Linked DNA regions of Homo sapiens: region 2 is linked to region 1. A link is a loop called in an ENCODE intact Hi-C map of the cell type or tissue named here. Cell type or tissue: PC-3. All regions are shown on one strand. Links, peaks and the distances in the headings refer to the core of each region. The heading gives the core; the rest is flanking DNA.

Region 1 (10,411 bases), core at 1,014-9,013:
GCATGCTGACATACATCACTCACTGATCCTGTGAGGCAGGCATGGCATGTGTTTTTACCCCTATTTTATAAATGAGGAAGTACAGATTTAGAGGTTGTGTCCTCTATAAAATTTCATTGTTCAACCTGTGTCAAGGATCTAGATTCAGAAACATTTAGTTGATTTTTGAAAATATATCAGAGTTGGGTGTGTTTCCCTTTAAAAGTTCTTGGCAATTACAAATTATTTTGAACTATCATGTGAGGTAGTGGCTGCTATGGAAACTGCATTAATACATGAAGCTTGCAAAGCCTGTCACCACATCAGATGTTGCTGCCCTTTGGCTATGCTAACTTACTCATCTGTTTTTTTGAAAAATATTTCTCTCTTTCTTCTTTTTCTTTTTTTCCCCAAGCACAAGCACACTATGTTTATAATCCAAGACATCTCATTTTGAACAGACTCATCCTTATGAAATTCATTAAATGACTTGGAACAAAAGATTCTAGTGAAAATATGACCTGGGAAAATAATAAATTAAAACATATATGCATAGTGTTCATTTCGTATTTCTGTGGCTCAAACAAAATGTGAAAAGAAGCTAAAAAAGAAAAACTAAATTCATGAGGTAGGATTATGTTTATATGATAATTGCAAAGAAAAATAATGCATGAGTTCAAGTATAATAATTTTATTCTAATAATAAAGATATTTACTATGTCAGTTTTGACCAACACTATACATTTAACCTTTGCATTATTTTGTGAAATATTAGCACTCATAGGCATTAATGAATCTTAAAAAAGCAGTCATTACTTTTAGATTTATCAATTATCTATTTTATACGTGTATATATAAATATATAATATGTATATATGTGTGTATATATACATATATGTGTATGTATATATATATATATAAAATGTACATAGTATCTGTAAATAGTTGCCACCTATATTCCAAAGTTTCATATTTCATATTTTGAATACAGGGTCTCTGTGTCCCAAATGGGACTCAACTGTCTTGAAATTGCCCTTGTTCCATCCAAAGAAATAGTGGAGATTTAGATTCAATAATTATATAAACCAGAAGTACTTACTTCCTCCTGTTTTCACTATTCTTTGGCAAATACATAAAACCTAATTTTTTTGCCAGATATCTTACTTACCACCTTGTGAGGACTATATATTTGAAATGGCAACAGTCTATATATTTTTCTTGCTGCCAATTTATAGGTTATTATGACCTGCTGGTATTCCTTTATTTGAATTTAACTAATTAATCACAAGTGGGATTTTTTCCATATGCTCATTAGTTATTTATATAACTTCCATAAAATATTTATTCATAAATTTGGTCATTTTGCTTAATGATTTATATTACTTATATGTAAAAGGAAATAAACTTTTAAATAGTGTAGAAAGTATTAATGGGTTTGATATATGAAAATTTTAAATTTTTATGTAGTAGGCAAATCTATCATCTTCATGATGTATTACAATGATCTTATGCTTAGAAAGTCTCCCAACTGCATACAGTACATATTCATATGCATTTCATAGTTTCAGTTGTTACTTTAAACTTTCCATCAAGTTTCTATATATTTTGAATGTAACACAAACTGATAATTGGGCTTTTTTCAAAATAAATAATTTTCCAAACACAACGTTAGAAATAATACATCCTTTCCTATGGATTTATGATATTTTAAATCTTATATTAAGATTCTAACATTGGTTCCAGAGCTATCCCTTATCTTTCCCTAGATTCTTAAGCCACCACCACATTGTGTTAATTTTATAATGTTAAAATAAATGTTGATTATCTGATAACATAATTCACTTTTGAACATGATTTGCAATTCTCATTTGTTTAATTTTCCAGGTAAATCTAATAAGTCCTTACTCCCAATCAAAATTCTCAACGCTCTTTCTTTTCTGTTTCATTTCATTTGATTTATTTACTCTGCCTTTGTCTTAGGCCATTCTTGTATTTTTATAAAGAAATACCTGAGACTGGGTAACTTATAAGAAAAGAGGTTTAATTGGTTCACAGTTCTGCAGGCTGTACAGGAAGCATAGCGGCATCTGCTTCTGGGGTGGCCTCAGGGAGCTTTTACTCATGGCAGAAGGTGAAGCGGGGTCAAGCACATGTAGGATGAGAACAGAGCAAAAAAGAGAGGGGGAATGTACCACACACTTTTAAGCGACCACATCTTGTGAGAACTCACTCACTCTCACTAGGACAGTACCAAGAAGAAGGTGTTAAACTATTTCATGAGAAATCTGTTCCTATGATTCAGTCACCTCCTACCAGGCCTCACCTCCAACATTGGGGTGAAAACATGAGATCTGGGTGGGACAAATATACAAACTGTATCAGTCTTGTAGTTAATGTTTATCTTAAGCTTCAAAGAAGTCATTGTTTTATCAAAAATATTGAGTATTGAGAGCAGAACTTACAGATTTTTTTTTTTTTTTCGCACAGGGCACTGTGAATGAATAAAAGTTAACTTAATCTCTTTATTTGGAAGACACTGGGGAAGTCACTCTTGAATAGATGCAAGTTTGGACATTGAATACAGAATTTTTTTAAAGCAGGGTGGTGATAGTGGTAGCAATAAAGAATCGATAACTCATGCAGAGACAACATAAGATGTTTAACTGAAAAGTTAATTTACATTAGTAAACTGCAGTAATCTCAGCCTCAAGAATAAACAATTTATTTACCTTGGGAAATTTGCTTTGAATATGAAAAAGTAATGTAGGAACATTTCTCAAAAAGCATTCTACCCTAGAATGTTCTCTGCCAAACCACTTCCTACCCCGCCCCCACGAAATCACACTCACATCGTAGAAAAGATTTGCGCTGGTTAAAGTTACTAGCAAATTCCAGTAACTACTGTGCTTCATTTTCTTATTCACAGATTTAAACAGAGTTATAAGAATTACAAGACCAATGTAATTATGGTTTAAGAGATTAAATGGAGGAAGGAAGTTGTCATTTCAAGAAAGGACCTGTATATGAGATAGTGAAATATCACAGATAAGCTAAGATTTGAAAGCCCAGTTCCCTTATGTACTGGTGGTTTCATGATGGACAATTGCTTAATCAAGCTAATTTTGGTTTTCTCATTTGTAAAATTGATAGTAATAATGTTTTGTAAGGAATGTAAAAAAGACTAAAGGAAATAATGGAATGATTTACAAAGTAGGAATGATGCTTAAAATGTAGTAGTAATAAATGTTAATAATTATTATGTAGTATGATTACTGGGCAAGTTTTAAGAATGAAAACTCTCCCTAACACTTGGAAGTAAGCAAACTACCATTGTCCAATGTAAAAATTACAGAAGAGCTCCCAGACACTAAAGGGAAGATATAACTATAATCAGGACAGAGACAAACCTAGCTGCTCCTTCTAAGAACTCTATTCATATACTTATAGACAGACCACCATTAAAACACCAAGAGTCCTGTAAAGGAGTCTTATAAATGGTCCTCCACTATCTGGACCTTTGACTAAATTAAACTGTTTCAACAGTGGCAATGTGGCTGATTATTTTTGAAACAAAAGGCCCTGAAAATAATAGCAACCAAAGGAGTACATATGAAAGATCATTAATTGTATTGAAGGAAGCCAAGGAGAATTATACATAAGTGATGATTTTAGATGTACAGCCAAGAAGATTAAGGCTTAAAGAAAAATTAAGAAGAAAAAGTAATTCAACTGCCAACAAAAATATCTTCAGTTAATTTGAAGAAATATGTTTTCCACACTGGGAATGTCTAAAAGCTACATTATTTAAAAATTATTCAAAAAATGTGTCACAAGTCCCATAGCTCAGCATGTATTATGGACTATGAAAGAAACAAAAAGATCTGAAAGTAATAACCAATCAGATGATTAGGAGAGATAAGTGGAAAAATTAAAACATATTTTAAAACCCAAGAAAGAAGCTAGCTCTGATAATCTGATTAAAACCCAGAAGAAAAACACTGCTGTGGCCATTTATCCCTAGTGACACGGCAGAAGTAGATGGAATAATTTCTGAACAGATTGTTAGCAAAAAGTCCACTCAGAAGATATATATTGTGCTACAGAGTTTTCAGATAAGTTATCAAGACTCAGAAGGGAAATTTATAACTCTACTAAGAGAATCAGATAATTATCAGAGTAAGACAACATCCTGAAAGAGATAAGAGGTGGAAAATATATACGAGTCTATGTTCCTTAGTTCTAAATTTACTCTAGTAGGTAACAATTACTGTTGAAAAGAGTACAGTACATTGAAAAATGTACATATATGGGGAACTTCATTTTCTGTAGAACTGACAACTCTATTCTAAAAGATGACTAGTAATTTTAAAAAGCACTTTAAAAAATTTAAGGCAATTTTAGGTTAAAATTAAGGAAATAATTTTCCATAAAATGTGAACAGTAAATTCCTGGACAGGACACCTCATCAGATGATCTTTCACGAATCTGTGAACTCCTTTGAGGTCCAAGGGAGTTATTGAGATTGGCTTTGTGGCATTTCCATTCAAACACATTTTATTGCAGAATAAGATGCTGAGAAGCACAGCTTAAAGAAAAAAAATAAGAAAAAAGAAAAATAGTGCATTCATTCATTCATTTTATCACTCACTTAGTAGACACTTATTGAGTGCTACTATATGCCAGTCAGTGTGATCTAGGTGCTGGTGATAAAATAATTAATTACACTGTCAACATCCCCTCACATTTTTACATCATAACAGTCACAAAACATGTGACAGCATACAAATTAAGTTATAATATTATGGAATAATAGGTGCTATGAAAATATATAGTGTTGTTACCCACAACGTCAAACAATACTCAGGAGGTACAGAGTATTTCAGAAAAAGCAGGCCAATGTAAACAATCCCCGTGAATGTTGATTCAATTCCTATGGTAACTCGGCAGCACTTCCTGAGCAGTCCGTGCTGCAGATTCTGTGGTGTTCTGCCCAGGGCTGACTTACCCATCTCCAAGCTGTTGCGGAAATAGGCTTCTGACATTTCATAGTGTGCCTCACTCAAGGTTATGCCCTCTGCCAGCAAGCATAATGAATGGCTGATGGGGAATAAATACACAGGCTCAGTCCCTCACCTCAATTTAAAACAACTCTAGAAGTTCATTCAGCTCTAGGGCTCCAAGTAGGATAAGCTGAGGCCTCACTTGTAACTGCAATGTGAGTCAGCTTCTCCCTCTGTCCAGTCTTGCCTCCATCTTCACTTCCTTTAGGTATATTTCCTGAGGGCATTCTCCAATAAACCTTCTACCTGGAATTCTCTGTTTCTAGAAGATCCAGTCTAAGGCACTGAGATAAACTGGAGGGATTCAAGTGCTTTCATATGGAGCCTGGGGAAAATTTGAAACAGTTTTCATATGCAAGGTAATACAGCACAAAGTTTAGAAGGAAATTTAGATACTAAATACATGTAAAATTTGCAAAAAAGAATTGTTGAAAACCTTTAATGAGAAACTTGAGCTTATATCTGTTTAAAAATTGGATTTTATGCTTGAAAGGGCTACACACAGCTCCTTATCAAGACTTTTTAATTACATTTTCAAATTCTTAATAGTCACCATCAATAAAAATCTGCTTATACAGACATGGACAAATCATTTAAACACATTTTACAACCATTCAAAAATTTGGGACTTGTAACCTGTACAGACCTGGTGGACTGAACAAAGGGGGGCGAACACAGGAATCAAAGGCAAGAGACAAGAGTATATTTGTAAGAAGGGGTCGGGGGGCACCTTGCCTCTAGTGCACAAGGGCCCTGAGATTTACACAGCCCTCCATATTTATTAGGCAAAAGAGATCGGGGTGGGGGGTGTGATTGTTGGGTAATTGTCAGTCAGCAATTTGGTTCACAGCAGGCAAGACTGCATCCTTTGGATAATAGGTGCTAGATTTCTCAGTAGATAACTTCAAGGAGCCGGGTGCCAGGGAGTGATGTCCCTCAGCAAACCTTTTGGTGGCAGGGCAGTGTGAGTTTGCCCACATCCTGCATTCATGATAAACAGTTTGCTGTTTAATCATATCCTCCAGTGGACTACTGAGTTGGTCACATCCTACGGGCCTTCGGCTCCCTGCAGGGACTATTGAAGTTATATACATAGAAAGAATCCTACAGATCTTTCTTTCATTAATAATCTAATGATAGCATTTCTTGTGATAGTTATAATAGATTTCAAATCCATTTAAACTTTTTGAAATGAAGAATTTCAAATAATGGTAAATCTTTCATTTGTAGAACACACATAACATTGCTAGGGCTATGACGCAGCTACTAGCTTGGATGACTCTAAAATGCACCTGAATTGTAAAATGGACAGAACCCTCAGATATACGTGCAGACAGTTTTGCCCTTGACTTTGATCTGCACACCATACTCTTTGGGCACATGGAACATCCACAGTGGCTACTATATGGATGTCCAGTTGATAAGAGTATTTCTTTCCTTATAGTAGAGCAGTAAGTGCTGGATGTTTCTCCAGTTCACTGCTTGCAGAGACTTTGGACACACTGTCAAGTGGCACTCAAAAGTGCCACTGTCTGACGCACTGAGGAAGAAAGACTTGAGGCTCTAGAGACTATTCCAGACCCCACCCTGAGGATTTAAGTGATTTGTGTAGTGTGTCACATCTTGAACCCTCTTATAGCAGATCACTATGTGCTGCATACAAATTGGGTAGATCAGGAATACACTTCTACGAGTGTCAACTCAAATAACCAAGAGAGAATCCCAGGGAAAGATGTAAATATTAAGCACTGTAATTGGGATAAAGGAACTGAGATTGATTGTCCTGGCAATATACATATACAAAGTCAACGGAAGCTGGAAAACAGATGAACCTGTGGTAACTTGCTGAACAGAGCTGAGAAAGAAGACTACTCAGGCAGCAGTGGAGAGATTTGAGAATCCCCTAGATTTAAAGCAGAGAACCATCGAAATAGTCAGCAATAGGCAACACCATGTGTCTGTGAGCTAGGAGACAAGGGCAAGAAGCTAAAATGGAAAACTGAGAGAAACTGTTTGCAAAGCAGTTTGATCTCTAGTTCCACTTCTCCACTATCCCACTGGTCAGAGGACAAGGGATTTATTTCCTGGAGAAAGTATGACTGAGGGTCTTTGGCATGGGGATCAATCAACACTGATGATAGTGCTGCTATCCCACAGAAAATAGGGGATACAGTGACCAGATGTACATTATAGGTTGGGCTGAAATCTCCAGGCTTCTTTCTCCACTGAACTCTGAGAATACTTACAGCCAAACCTTTAGCCACCTGGCAGAAGACTGGCGGAGAACATTCTAGGAAATCTGACCAACTTAAGGGAAAAAAACTAAAGACACTAACCCATATGGTTCATCCACCAGCCATCTTTCTGCAGTGTTCAAAACCCCAACACTCAAACTCAATGTTTCCACTCAGATTTTAGGCTGTCTCCTTCTTTCATCTCTTTTGACTCAGTCCTGATCAGTTTTTATTCCTCTTCAGAGCAGTTCCTCTGAGTGCAGAACTCTGTTCTAGGAGGACGTTCTGCCAGGTCAATTTTTAGAGTGCATAAGGCGAGACTGCTCAAGCCCCTTCAATTTCTCCTTTCCACTCTCCCCAAAATTGTGGAGGGCATAGCCCTTCCTGTTCTCGAACTTGCCTGCTAAGCTTTATAATGAGTAGGTGTTGGCTATTTTGTGGGGTATTCTTTTCAGGTAAGTCAGAGGCTGTTCCCCTCTTCTTGTTTCCGTGGAAACACCAGTCCCATGCCGATCTTGACATTGTTAGAAATTTGTCCCCACCTGCTTCTGTTTGGGGATTCAAGGGGCACATTGTCCCTGAATTTTGTAGTAAATCTTTCCCATAGGGTTTTGATTTGTTTGTTTTTATGTAGGAATTCAAAACAATTTAAAAAGCTATGCTGCTATTGTTGCCATGTCCCTGGAATATGCCCTGTACCATTATTATTATTATTTGTTATAGTCAGGTTTATTGAGGTATAATTTACATACAGTAAAATTCATCCTTTTAAGGTGTGCAGTGAGACGAGTTTGGGCAATTATATAACTACCACCCAATCATAATGTAAAACATTTCCATCATCCAAAAATCTTCTCTCAAGCCATTTAGTAGTCAGTCTTTTTTGCCCACCTTAAGCCCCTTGGCAACAGCTACTCGGATTTCTGTCCCTGTAGTTTTGCTTTTATCAGAATGTCATATAAATGGAAGCATACAGTACATAGCCTTTTGTGTTTGGCTTCTTTCACTTAGTATAATGCTTTTGAAATTCATCGGTTTTATTGCAGGTGTTAGTAGTTCATTTCTACTTTTTGCTGAGCCGTATTCCATTGTATGGGCACCTCACAATTTGTTTATTCATTCACTTGGAGATGGACATTTGGGTGGTTTCATGTTTTTGGTTGTTAGGAACAAAATTGTTAAAAACATTTACACGCTGGTCTTTCTGTGGATATATTTCTTTTGGGTAAATATTTTGGAGTAGAATTGCTAGGTTGTATGGTAAATATATATATATATTATATCTTTATAGGAATCTGCCAAACTTGTTTCTTAAAGTGGTTCTACTATTTTTCATTCTTTCAATGTGCTCTCCTTTTTAACCTGATATAGTAACTGTAGCATATGTATCACTGAAAGTAAATCTATGAAAAACAATGTTATGAGGTTAAGGAAACAGAAATCCAATCCAGGAGAAATGTGAAGAAAATTCCAAGGATATCAGCAAAATTATTTCCATATGACACGTGTGTCTTTGGTCTAGAGAATGGTCAGTCTAAAAGCATTAAAATGGTGGTCTCCAGAAGGGATATCTCCAAGAAAAAAAAATAGTATCATGAGAGAGCCTGATGAGGTTGACTTTTTGAAAATTTGCTTATAGAGATTATTGGAAACTGTGGCAAGAATTTGGAGTGGATAAAAAGAAACTGAAGCAATAGAAAACAGAATCAAAGTCATTATTTACTCAAGGAAAAGGAAAAACCAGGAAGGGAAATATAATCATAGTGCACTACAATTCTCGGCTTTGAAGAACACTTTCACAGGCATAATAATGGAAACGTCAAATACTGATTTTACCCAAAATTATGAGATAATTAATTAGACATACACACTGGGTACAAGAAAGAGGAGAAATGGAGATGTTGTTGATGTAAGAAAATTAAATCCTTGTTTGTCATAAAAGGTACTCGGTGGCTAATATGTAAAATTAATAGCAGTCTGCACACATTTCACTTGAGAGACACAAATGCAAAAGAAACATTTAGAAGGTCAAATTTGGTTGGCTCAGGGGAGGCAAAGTAGGAGAAGTTGGGAGTCATAGGACAGGGAACCATCCTATATAATAATACTATTTGCCTTTGTGTGTATGTATCATGTTATAAAAATAAATAATTTTTAAGTAAAAATAAAAGGGTATCACGTGCAAGTTCACAGTCCTGGGACCAAATCAGTGAATACAGTATTTATGTCTAATTAGAATAATTGTCCATTCATTGAAAATTATGCGTATTTTCTTTTTAGGAGACACATAATGCTGTGATCTGTATGCAAAGCTCCCTTAAGATAAAATGCATTGTATTTCCTGATCTTAGGAACACTCAGTCAGCCACAGGTGATTGGAAAAATAACTGACTAATTCATTGTTTGGCCAGACTAGTCATAAACTCTCCCAATAATGTGAGTTGAGATAAAGACTTTGAAGTAAGTTAACAAAGAGACTGAGGCTGCTACTTTGGATCAAGCAGAGATTTATTAGGAAGAAGAGAAAGCTAGACTACAGAAAGAAGTAAAGCAGCATATACCAAAGGAAAAGACCCAAAAAGCAAAACAGAGATAAAACTAATCTCAAAATGGCTTTTGTCTCTTATTTTCTGGAGGACTTGATGAACCCAGTTCCCATATTTGATATATATCAGATCAGGGTCCTGAAATTAATCCCAATAAACACTGTTATTCTTTACCATGCCACATTCCCCACATTTATCAACATTTAAGAGATCCCAAAGAGAATCTTTGATAAGCAGAGAGGCAAATTCAGTTAGGAAACTTGCCCAATGATAAGAAAGTGACAGAGATTCCTGACCAACTTTTAAACCGGGTCCTCTGAGCCCAGTGGGGCCTCTCCTTGTGTGGAACCTCCCAGAGCTCAAATTTAGCAAGAATCTCTCTAAGTAGGTTTAGTCAAAATACCCCATCCTTGATGTCTAATTCCCCTTGATATCTGACCAAATTCCTCATCCCCCATCATCCCGCAGGTGATATCTGATCACACTGGCCTATCTTCAGCAAGAATCCTGTTAGGTCACTATATCCAGAATGTCCTCCTGTCCCTGATGTTTTCTCTTAATAGTTTTCCATCCACTGAGCTCCATCCTGCTC
Region 2 (10,411 bases), core at 1,005-9,004, 50 kb after region 1:
CATACCCACTGTGATGGCTATAATTAAACAGCCAAATATGGCAAGTGTTGTGGAGAATGTAGAACTCTTGTACATGGGTGGGGATGTAAAATGATGCAGCCACTGGGGAAAACGATTTGGTGGTGCCTCAAAAAGTTAACATATATAATTACCATATGACCCTGCAATTTCGTTTTAAGTGTATGCCTAGGAGGAATAAAATGATATGTCCACACAGAAACTTTCATACATTATTCATAATAGCCAAAAGGTAGAAAAATGATTGAGATGTCCACTGAGAGGTGAATGGATAAATTGTGGTCCATACATGCTATAGAATATTATTCATTCATAAAAGGTAATGAAGCACCGATGGCTGCTAAAACTTGGATGAACCACAAAAACATGCTAAGGAAAAGAAGCCATGCATGAAAGCCATTCCTTTTATATGAAATACCCAGAACAGATAAATTCATAGAGACAGCAAGCAGATTAGTAGTTGCCAGGGGATGGGAGGAGAGTTGAGGGTTTTTAATGGATACAGAGTATTGTTCTGGGATGAAGAAAGGTTTTGAAACTGGAGAGCCATGGTCTTGCACAACACTGTGAATGGGCTAAATGCCACTGAATTATACATTTCAAAATGCTTAATAGTATGCTATTTGAGTTTCATCTCATTTAAAAAAAAAACCCTAGAAAGAGAAGAGAAAAAGTATTACAATAAAAATTTCAATTAATTCCATGGAATAGAAATTTTGACTTTATGTTCTTTAATTTAGTGTAGTAAACTTATAAATTAAAAACCTAGACGTTGGGCGGGCACGGTGGCTCATGCCTGTAATCCCAGCACTTTGGGAGTCTGAATGTGATGGGCGGGTCACCAGGTCAGGAGTTCAAGACCAGCTTGGCCAACATAGTGAAACCCCCTCTCTACTAAAAATACAAAAATTAGCCGGGTGTTGTGGTGCGTGCCTGTAGTCCCAGCTACTCGGGAGGCTGACACAGGAGAATCGCTTGAACCCGGGAGTTGGAGGTTGCAGTGAGTGGAGATGGCACCACTGCACTCAAGCCTGGGTGACACAGCGAGACTCCATCTCAAAAAAAAAAAAAAGTAGCCAAACATTCAATCTATTTGGAAACTAAATAGCATAATTTTAAATAACCACTGTGCTTAAAATAATAAAGGGGATCAATAAATATTATAATTCATTTAAATCATTTAATTTAATTTACACTATTTGTAATACTTAAGGCACTACTTGTCAAAATTTGAAAGACAAAGCTAAAGTACTACTTAGAGAGAAATTTACTGTTTTATACATTTTTAAATAAATTTATATTTTTTTCTAAACAAGTAAAGGAAAGAACAAATAAACCAAGAATTCTACATAAGAAGCTGGAAAATGAACATAAAAATAAGAAATAAATAACATAAACAACAACAATAATAAATTATATAATAAAAACTGAAAAGATAAATAAAATATAGAAAAGCAACAAAAACAGAGAACTGAAACAAAACCAAACATTAGTCTTTGAAAAGGATTATGAGGTAATACTGGGGAGATTGGAGGAAAGTAAAACACCGTCTCTATGTTCTCCCCTAATCTTCATTAAATACTCCAGTGTTTCCTAGTTTTACTTTTCCTGCCGTTTCCTCATATCTTTCTTCTGTACCTGTGCTTCTAAACTATGAGAAATTTTGAATAAGGTTAGACTTCTGAAAAATGTTCATAGAAAGGAAAAATAGCAGAACCCATAGTATTTATTTATTTAGCCCATAATTATATCTGTTTCCCCTGCTTCCTTCCCTCCCTCTCTCCCTCCTTTCATTCTTTCTTCTTAAAAGTCACCTGTATTTATGATTTAATTTTTATTATTTATGGTGGACAACTTGCTTGTTATCATGGGACACTGTATTTCTCGTATCTTAAGCTCTATAGAAATAATATATAAAGCAATGAGTGAAGTATATTTTTACTGTTAACATTTTTAACAAAGAGTCAGATTATAAATCATGATTTTGATAGGGTAAAGAAAAATGATCCCAAGCCCCACTGCCTTCATAAATGGGCATGCACGTCAGTGAGTTAAGCTTGACTAGTTTTATGATGCAGTTTGAAGTCAGAAAAGATTGTAAGCAGGTTTCTAACCTTTTTTTTAAAATTTGGCTTTGCATATGAGTGACTCTTAACGCCTAGATCATTTCCAATGGTCACACACCAGGTACTACTTTTTTAAACACAGAAATCATAACCCTTTTATAACTAGTAACCACTCTTACTCCTTGAGAATAGCTAAAAAACCTGGAGGCAAAGCTAGGCTGAAATATTAATTATGTGTATGTTTTGAGTAGTAATACATTTTTTCAACCATTTCTCCTGTTACTGTGAAGAAAGAGACCACGTTCCTGTTCAACTGATTGGATTCACTATGCAGCCCCAGCCTGTGGTTTCAACTATTCATTGTGTAGCACAACCATTTCCAGAACATAATATGTCTATTCTCCCTTGGGCCTATTTTTATTTTCTGGGCGTGAACAAACTATTGGAAGTGCCTCTTTGTCATGAATAAAGTTCTTTGTCATGAATAAACCTCTATGATTCTTATGAGAGAGGAGAATGCTGGGAAAATCAGGAAGAATTGGCTTCTTTCACAACTATTAGGCTTCTGCTAACAGTTCTTTCTCACCTGCTTCTGTCTTCAGTAGACCTCACAGCTAAATTTATTGATATTTCCCCCTACCCTAACCCCAAGCTCACCCTGACAACCTGGGGACCCAAGTCTTCCTCTAGTCCTTAGGAACTAAGGCCAATAAAGGAAGTGTATCTATATTCTTGGGTCTATCCCCTAGCTTAGAATTGGAATGAAATCCTGATTCCCTAGCTCAGTAACAGCTACTGGACTCTCTTTCACTTCTATTTCCCTCCAGTTCTCTGAACTTAACTGATATGAAGGTGTTTAGTATCTGACCAGCATCCTTCAGCTTTTCCTCCTTGTATTCATGTACCTCTCATCTTCTAATTCAGTAATTAATTTTACGAAGACGTGCTGAGCACTTCCTTTTTTCCAGTCAATCTTTTATTTTCTTGGAGAGAACAATAGACTCAACAAATTGCCTGCTCTTACAGATCTTAGTGGAAGAGAAAGAAACAAATAAATCTATTACACAAGTTCTGGTGGACATAAGTTGACCTAATTTAGATATTTGTCCCCACCCAAATTGATGTTGAAATGTAATACCTAATGCTGGAGGCGGGGCCTGGTGGGAGGTGTTTAGATTATGGGGGTGGATCCTTCATGTCTTGGTGCTGTTTTCAGGATAGTGAGTGAGTTCTCAAGAGATAGGTGTGTGGCATCTCCCCTCACCTTTCTCTCTCTCTCTCTCTTGCTCCTGCTTTTGCATTTTACATACCAGCTTCAACTTCTGCCATGATTAGAAGCTTCCTCAGGCCTCCCCAGAAGTGGATACCACTATACTTCTGTACAGTCTGCAGAACAGTGAGCCAATTAAACCTCTTTTCTTATAAATTACCCAGTATCAGGTAATTCCTTACAGCATTGCAAGAACGGTCTAACACGTAAGTATTATTAAGAAAAATAAAATAATAAACCCTCATGAACTGAGGAGGCCAGTGTGGCTAGAGAATGTTGGATGACAGGCAGAATGGGTGAGGTAGGCAAGGGCCAGGTTCTGTAGGATCCTTGCAGGCTATGATGAAGAGTTTACATTTTATTATAATTGTTATGGGAAGTCATTGAATGGTTTTTGAGCCAGGATATGACATGATCATTCCTACATTTTAAAAGGCCTTTCTGCTTTAAGAACAATAAGCTGCAGCAGGACAAAAGTGGATGCACAGAGACCAGTAAATTAAAATGCGATTGCTATGGTCAAGGTGATAAATACTGATGGCTCAATTAGTGCATGATAAATGATCAGAATTGAAATACACATATGAAAGGGATAATACCTTGGAATTCTTGATTCTGTTCCTTGATTGCCGGACCTAACTCCATGGGGGTGATTTGTGAAGCTATTGAGACTTGAACTTTCTAGTTGCCCTTGTCATCAGCAATTTTTCAATCTCTTTAACCTCTACCTACAAATGCTTCCCAATTTTTTCTAGTGATAACAGTAGTCTACTTTTAGACTTGAACTTTTTGATTGCCCTCTCTAACAACAAACTTGCAGCTTCTTTGATCCTGGACTGCAACTGTCCAATACTTTTCACCTGTGAGGGAGTCTCTTCTTGGTCTCTACTCACCTTACCTTCCTGCTGGCCCTGAGTTTCAGAAGTCTTTGTGGGCTTTCTAGTGAGCCTGTGAACTCACGGAAGCCATCTAAAAACTTGACCTGTGTAAATGTTGTAAAATAGTGACTAAGTGTAATAGGATAAATCCAAATTTGCTGTATATTTTTCCTTTTATGTGTTTAAAAATATTTACTATTTCCCTGCTCTTACATGGTTTCCATGTGTGGAATACAATTCCTTATTCTCAGTCAAAAATAAATAACATGTCTAAAGAAAAGATAAAATAATTGTATCAAAAGATACTTGAAAAAATAGTGGGTAGACGCAGAATAGTCAATGATTCAGTTAGTGCAAATATTAGAAATATAATAAATGAATTTACAAAATAATTTTTTGTTCAAGTAATTGAAGTCAACAGTGAGCTTTCTGGCAAAGAATTTGATACCATTAAAAAAGAACCAAATGGAAATTCTAGATTTAAAAAAATACAAAATGACTGAAATTAAGAAATCAGTGACTAGCCTGGGCAAGAAAGTGAGACCCAGTCTTGAAAAAAAACTAAAATATTAGCTGGGTATGGTGGTGCACACCTGTAGTCCCAGATCATGTCATCCAATTTTCAAAACTGTGTTTTTCTGCTGATCTAAAAAACTTGCATGATTCCCTTATTGGAAGAGCAATTGGAGTAGATGTGTTCCACATACCTTGGTAACAGATGTTATCTCCACATTCTGCAAATTCCTGGAATCATTTAAAGTAAGCATGGTGTCCAGGATGGTAAAATGTTTCAGCCAAACATCCATCCAAGAGCCAGCTGTTTATGCAGTTAGAAAAAGATGCCATTCAGAGTCTTTTTTTTTTTTCAGTTACAGGATTCTATAGCATGCTTTATAAATGCTACAAATATTTACTTTTCTTTCAGAATAGCAAACAGATTGCCCACAAATTTACTAAGCATTTTGTGTTTCTCTTTGCTTTTCTTTGATGAAGAATGAGTGTTATTTGAATTGGAACAGAGTAAATCTTGGTAGACTTTTGGGCATTGGAAATCTGTAAAGCCACCCCTGTAATGGCGTTAAAGAGACCATATTTTTTGGATACTTCTGTTTAACTGCTTGGATTTTTTCCTGGAAGTCTTTTATTAAAACCCTTCTTAAAGTTTCCTTTCATTCCAATTTCCCAATTTGGATCACTGTTACTTGCTCTGGTGAAGAGAATGAAATGTTAAAGTTGATTATATGTCATTTTGCCCTGAAAAAAGTGAGTTCTACTACTCTAAAAAAAAATCTTATTCTTAATTTTTTTTTTTTTTTACAAAGCGAGTGGAACAGAAATAGAATAATACAGGACCAAGTGTCAGCAATATGTTAATTTTCACTGACTGCTGGTGATATTGGCTTTTTGTGTCACTCTGACTCAAAGCCCATTTTAAAATTTAATGTAACTATTATAAGTGTCTTAAAATATGTCATTTGGGCCATATGACTCAGAAAAGAATGACTTTGCAGGATATATGCCAAGGGTGAATGCCTGCATAGGAAAGCAAGCTCATAATCATGAAAATCATTAATATATTTTTTTAATCAAAACGCATATTCCCATTCAAACTATTATTATCCTGAATAAGATCCTCATAATCTCTCACTTAACTATCACAATAACTCTGATTGGTCTCTCTTCCTCAATTGTACATTCACCTTTTCCACCACCTCACTTTCAATAGAGGAAACACTAAACCAATAATAGTCAAGTGAGGTAGATACTACTATGGGCCTATCTAGATTTTGGGGGGGCAATTCTGAGTGTTCTAGCTACAACTCATTTCTTTCCTCCCTCTAAGAAAGAAAATCAGAATGCAATCTAGTGAGAGTGTTACTATCCCAATAATTGCACTAATTTTTTTGCTGTCAATTTGATTTTTTAATCATGGAAGTATGATTTATATGCAACAATATTCACCAGTTTTAAGAATTACAATTTCATGAGTTAGGACAAACATACAGTCAAATAAACACCATGACAATCATGATACAAAACAAGCTTGTCTAACCCACAGCCCAGGATGGCTTTGAATGAGGCCCTACACAAATTCATAACATGAGATTTTTTTTGTGATTTTTTTTTTAGTTCATCAACTGTTATTAGTGTTATATATTTTATGTGTAGCCCAAGACAATTTTTCTTCTTCCAATGTGGCCCAGGGAAACCAAAAGATTGGACACTCCTGAATTATGAAACATTTCTCTCACTCCAAAAAGTCCTTTGCCTTTCATTTCCTGGCCTCAAACCCTTTCCCCTGACAAACACAGATTTCTGTATCTTATAATAGGTTTACCTTTTCTAGAATTCATAAAATTGATTCCTAGAGCACATATTTCTTTATGTATGGCTTCTTATATAATAATTTAGAGATTCACCCATGTTGTTTTATTAGTATTTCATTCTTTTGTGTTGCTGAGTAATATTTTTAATGGATATACCAACTTTGTTTTTACATTTCAGTTGATAGACATCTTTTTGGCCATTATGTTATTGTCCAGTTTTTGGCTATTATGAATACAACTACTTTGAATATTATTGAGTACAAATCTCTCTAGGAGAACATAGGTTTTCGTATCTCTTGGGTAAATATCTAGGAGTGGAACTGTGGTTGTATGATAAATGTAAGTTTAAATTTATTAGAAACTTACAAACTATTTTCAAAGTTTCATTTTACGTTCACACAAACATTGTGTGAGAGTTCAAATTTCTTAGTATTTTTATCAACTCTTGTTATATGACTTTTTGTTTATAGCCTTTTTGGTGGTTATCTAGACATATAGCACTGTGGTTTTAATTTGCATTTCCCTAGTGACAAATAATATGGAATATCTTTCATGTGCTTGTCATTCTTATATTTTTTTTGTTAAGTATCTGTTGTGTGCATTCTGGACCTAAGACACCAGTCTTTGAGACATTCTTCCTTTTTCTTCTCTGGTGTATATGTACCACATTTTCTTTATCCAATCCATTGCTGATAGGCACTTAGGTTGATTCCATGTCTTTGAGTGAACAATGCTGTAACGAACATCTGGGTGCATGAGTCTTTTTGGTAGAACAATTTATTTTCTTTTGGATATACACCCAGTAATGGAACTGCTAGGTCAAGTGATAGCTCTGTTTACAGTTCTGCGAGAAATCGCCAAATCGCTTTCCACAGTAGCTGAAGGAATTTACATTACCATGTGGTTGTATCAGCCTATTTTCTACCCGTAAAATTTGGAGACTTCAACAGCCTTCTTTCATTTTGTATCCATCCTCTCTTTGTCCCTTTCAGAACCTCAGGCCCAGAGGGTGGAGCCAGGAGCCATAGAGGATTATTCACAGACCTTGAAACCTAATGGAGTTTACCCAGTTGGATTTTGAGGGAACTGAGACTCAGGGAGGTCACATTGCTATAGGAATAGAAATATGAGTCTCACTATAAAGTCAATATATTTTTTTCCTTTACCTTACTGCTTTTGGGGTATGATGGGTTATATAGTATATTTTTTGATAAAAGGGAACATATTAGTTCATTAGGAGAATATAGTATTTTCTGGATAATAGTATCTGAGAGGAAATTATGCTTTTATGGAGAATATTGAATAATGATTAAAGAGTATTCAACAATGGTTTGATATAAGATACAGAAAATTTATTCATTTCTTAAAATTTCAACTTTAATACATTGTGACATTAATACATGTCTAAATGAAGATCTTTATACTAAGCAGATGAGAAGTACAAATATAGCTTTTGGGTTAGATAAGTCTATATAAGACAGATCTAGGAGACCCAAAGGGATATATTTGTAATGTCCATTAAAAAATGCCAAGATATACTGCCCAAAGCAATCTACAGATTCAATGCTATTCCTGTCAAGCTACCAATTTCATTTTTCATGGATCTAGAAAAAACTATTCTAAAATTCATATGGAACCAAAAAAGAACCCAAATAGCCAAAGCATTCCTAAACAAAAAGAACAAAGCCAGATGCATTACATTACCAGATTTCAAACTATACTATAAAGCTATAGTAACCAAAACAGCAAGGTACTGGTACAAAAACAGACACAGAGACCAATGGAACTGAATAGAGCACTCAGAAGTAATGCTGCACACCTGCAGCCATGTGATCTTCAAGAAAGTTGACAAAAACAAGCAATTGGGAAAATATTTCCTGATCAATAAATGGTGCTGGGATAGCGGGCTAGCCATATGCAGAAGAATGAAACTAGATCCCTATTTTTCACTAGGTATAAAAATCAACTGGATGGATTGAAGATTTCAATATAAGATCTCAAACTATAAGAATCCTAGAAGAAAAGCTAGGAAACACCATTCTGGACATTGGCCTTGGGAAAGAATTTATGACTAAGTCCTCAAAAACAATGACATCAACAACAAAAAAATTGACAAGTGGGACCTAATTAAACTAAAGAGCTTCTGCACAGCAAAAGAAACTGTCAACAGAGTAAATGGACAACTTACAGAATGGAATAAAATATTAGCAAATACAAATCTTACAAAAGTCTAATATCCAGAATCAGTAAAGAACTTAAACAATTGCACAAGCAAAAAACAAATAACCCCATTTAAAAATGGACAAAAAACATGAACAGACATTTCTCAAAAGACATACAAGCAGCCAACAAACATTTGAAAAAATGCTCAACATTATCAGAGAAATGTGAATCAAAGCCACAATGAGATACCATGTCATACCAGTCAGAATGGCTATTACTGAAAAGTCAAAAAAATAGATACTGGTGAGATTGTGAAGAAAAGAGAACAACTGTTGGAGGGAATGTAAATTAGTTTAGCCACTGTGGAAAGCAGTTTGGAGATTTTTCAAATAACTCAAAACAGATCTAGTATTTGAGCCAGCAATCCCATTACTGGGTATATATCCAAAAGAAAATAAATTTTTCTACCAAAAATATGCATGCACACATTAAATGCAGTACTATTCACAGTAGCAAAGACATGGAATCAACCTTGGTGCCCATCAATGGTGGATTGGATAAATGTGATATATACACACTATGGAATACTATGCAGCCATAAAAAAGAATGAAATCATATCCTCTGTAGCAACATGGATGCAGCTAGAGGCCATTATCCTAAACAAATTAACATAGGAACAGAAAACCAAGGACTACATGTTCTCGTTTATAAGTGGGAGATAAACATTGGGTACTCATGGACATAAAGACGGCAACAACAGAAACCGTAGATTACTAGAGCAGGGAGAGAGTGAGGGAGCCAAGGACTGAAAAACTATTAAGTACTCTGCTCAGTACTGTGATGATAGTATCACTCACACCTCAAAACTCAGCATCACGCAATATACTCAGGTAAGAAACCTGCACATGTACACCCTGAATTTAAAATTAAAGTTGAAATTATTTTTAAAAAACCATAAGTTTTAAAAATATAAATACATAAAAATAGCCAGAAATTTTATGAAGAATGCCTAACATTATATCTGATTATTCCACAATATCAATAATAGCTTCTATGATCCGCAGCAGCTTTCCAGGTAATGTTTTTGTTTGTTTGTTGATTGGTTGGTGTTTTTTCTTTTCTCCTGGTTACTCTATTTCATTAGTTCAATATAGTTTTTATGTTTTATTTGTTTTTTTTTTTGCCATTGTCAAAAGTTAACTTCAGTTATGCACTTATACCTTAAAATATGGTTAATATCCAAGTACTAAATTCAAATATCTTGTGTAAGTTCTCTTTAGATTTATTTAAGAAATTGTTAGCCAGGCACAATGGATCATGTCTATAATCTGGGCACTTCAAGAGGCCAAAGTGGGAGGATCACTGGAACCCAGGAAGTCATGGCTGCAGTAAGCCGTGATTGTACCACTGCACTCCAGCCTGGGTGACAGAGTGAGATCCCATCTTAAAAACAAACAAACAAACAAAGGAAAAAAAAAAAAAGAAGGCCAGGCACTGTGGCTCATGCCTGTAATACCAGCACTTTGGGAGGCCTAGGCAGGTGGATCACCTGAGGTCAGGAGTTTGAGACCAGCCTGGCCAATGTGGTGAAACCCCTTCTCTCCTAAAAATACAAAAATTAGCCGGCCGTGGTGGCCCACACCTGTAATCCCAGCTATTCAGGAGGCTGAGGCTGGAGAATCTCTTGA

The links. Peaks named below come from ENCODE experiments on the same cell type or tissue, not always from the same donor. Only the 100,000 strongest peaks of a DNase experiment are listed, where the experiment ranks them.
Region 2: it touches region 1 in a loop (5-fold over the local background); 4 of 110 quality-filtered maps call a loop at or near these places.

What each region holds. Positions count from the first base shown.
Region 1 is chr7:80,307,363-80,317,773 of GRCh38, forward strand. LOC107986744 (a long non-coding RNA gene) reads right to left here and starts at 5,094. Exons shown (of 3, transcript XR_001745026.2): 1 at 4,985-5,094. In PC-3, for the core only: no CTCF peak of the experiment used is centred there; DNase peaks (open chromatin) are centred at 5,119 and 5,199; H3K27ac peaks cover 1,724 bases.
Region 2 is chr7:80,357,176-80,367,586 of GRCh38, forward strand. No RefSeq gene overlaps it. Among named protein-coding and RNA genes, the nearest start is that of GNAT3, 150 kb to the right of the region's middle. In PC-3, for the core only: no CTCF peak of the experiment used is centred there; no DNase peak of the experiment used is centred there; H3K4me3 peaks cover 822 bases; H3K27ac peaks cover 2,686 bases.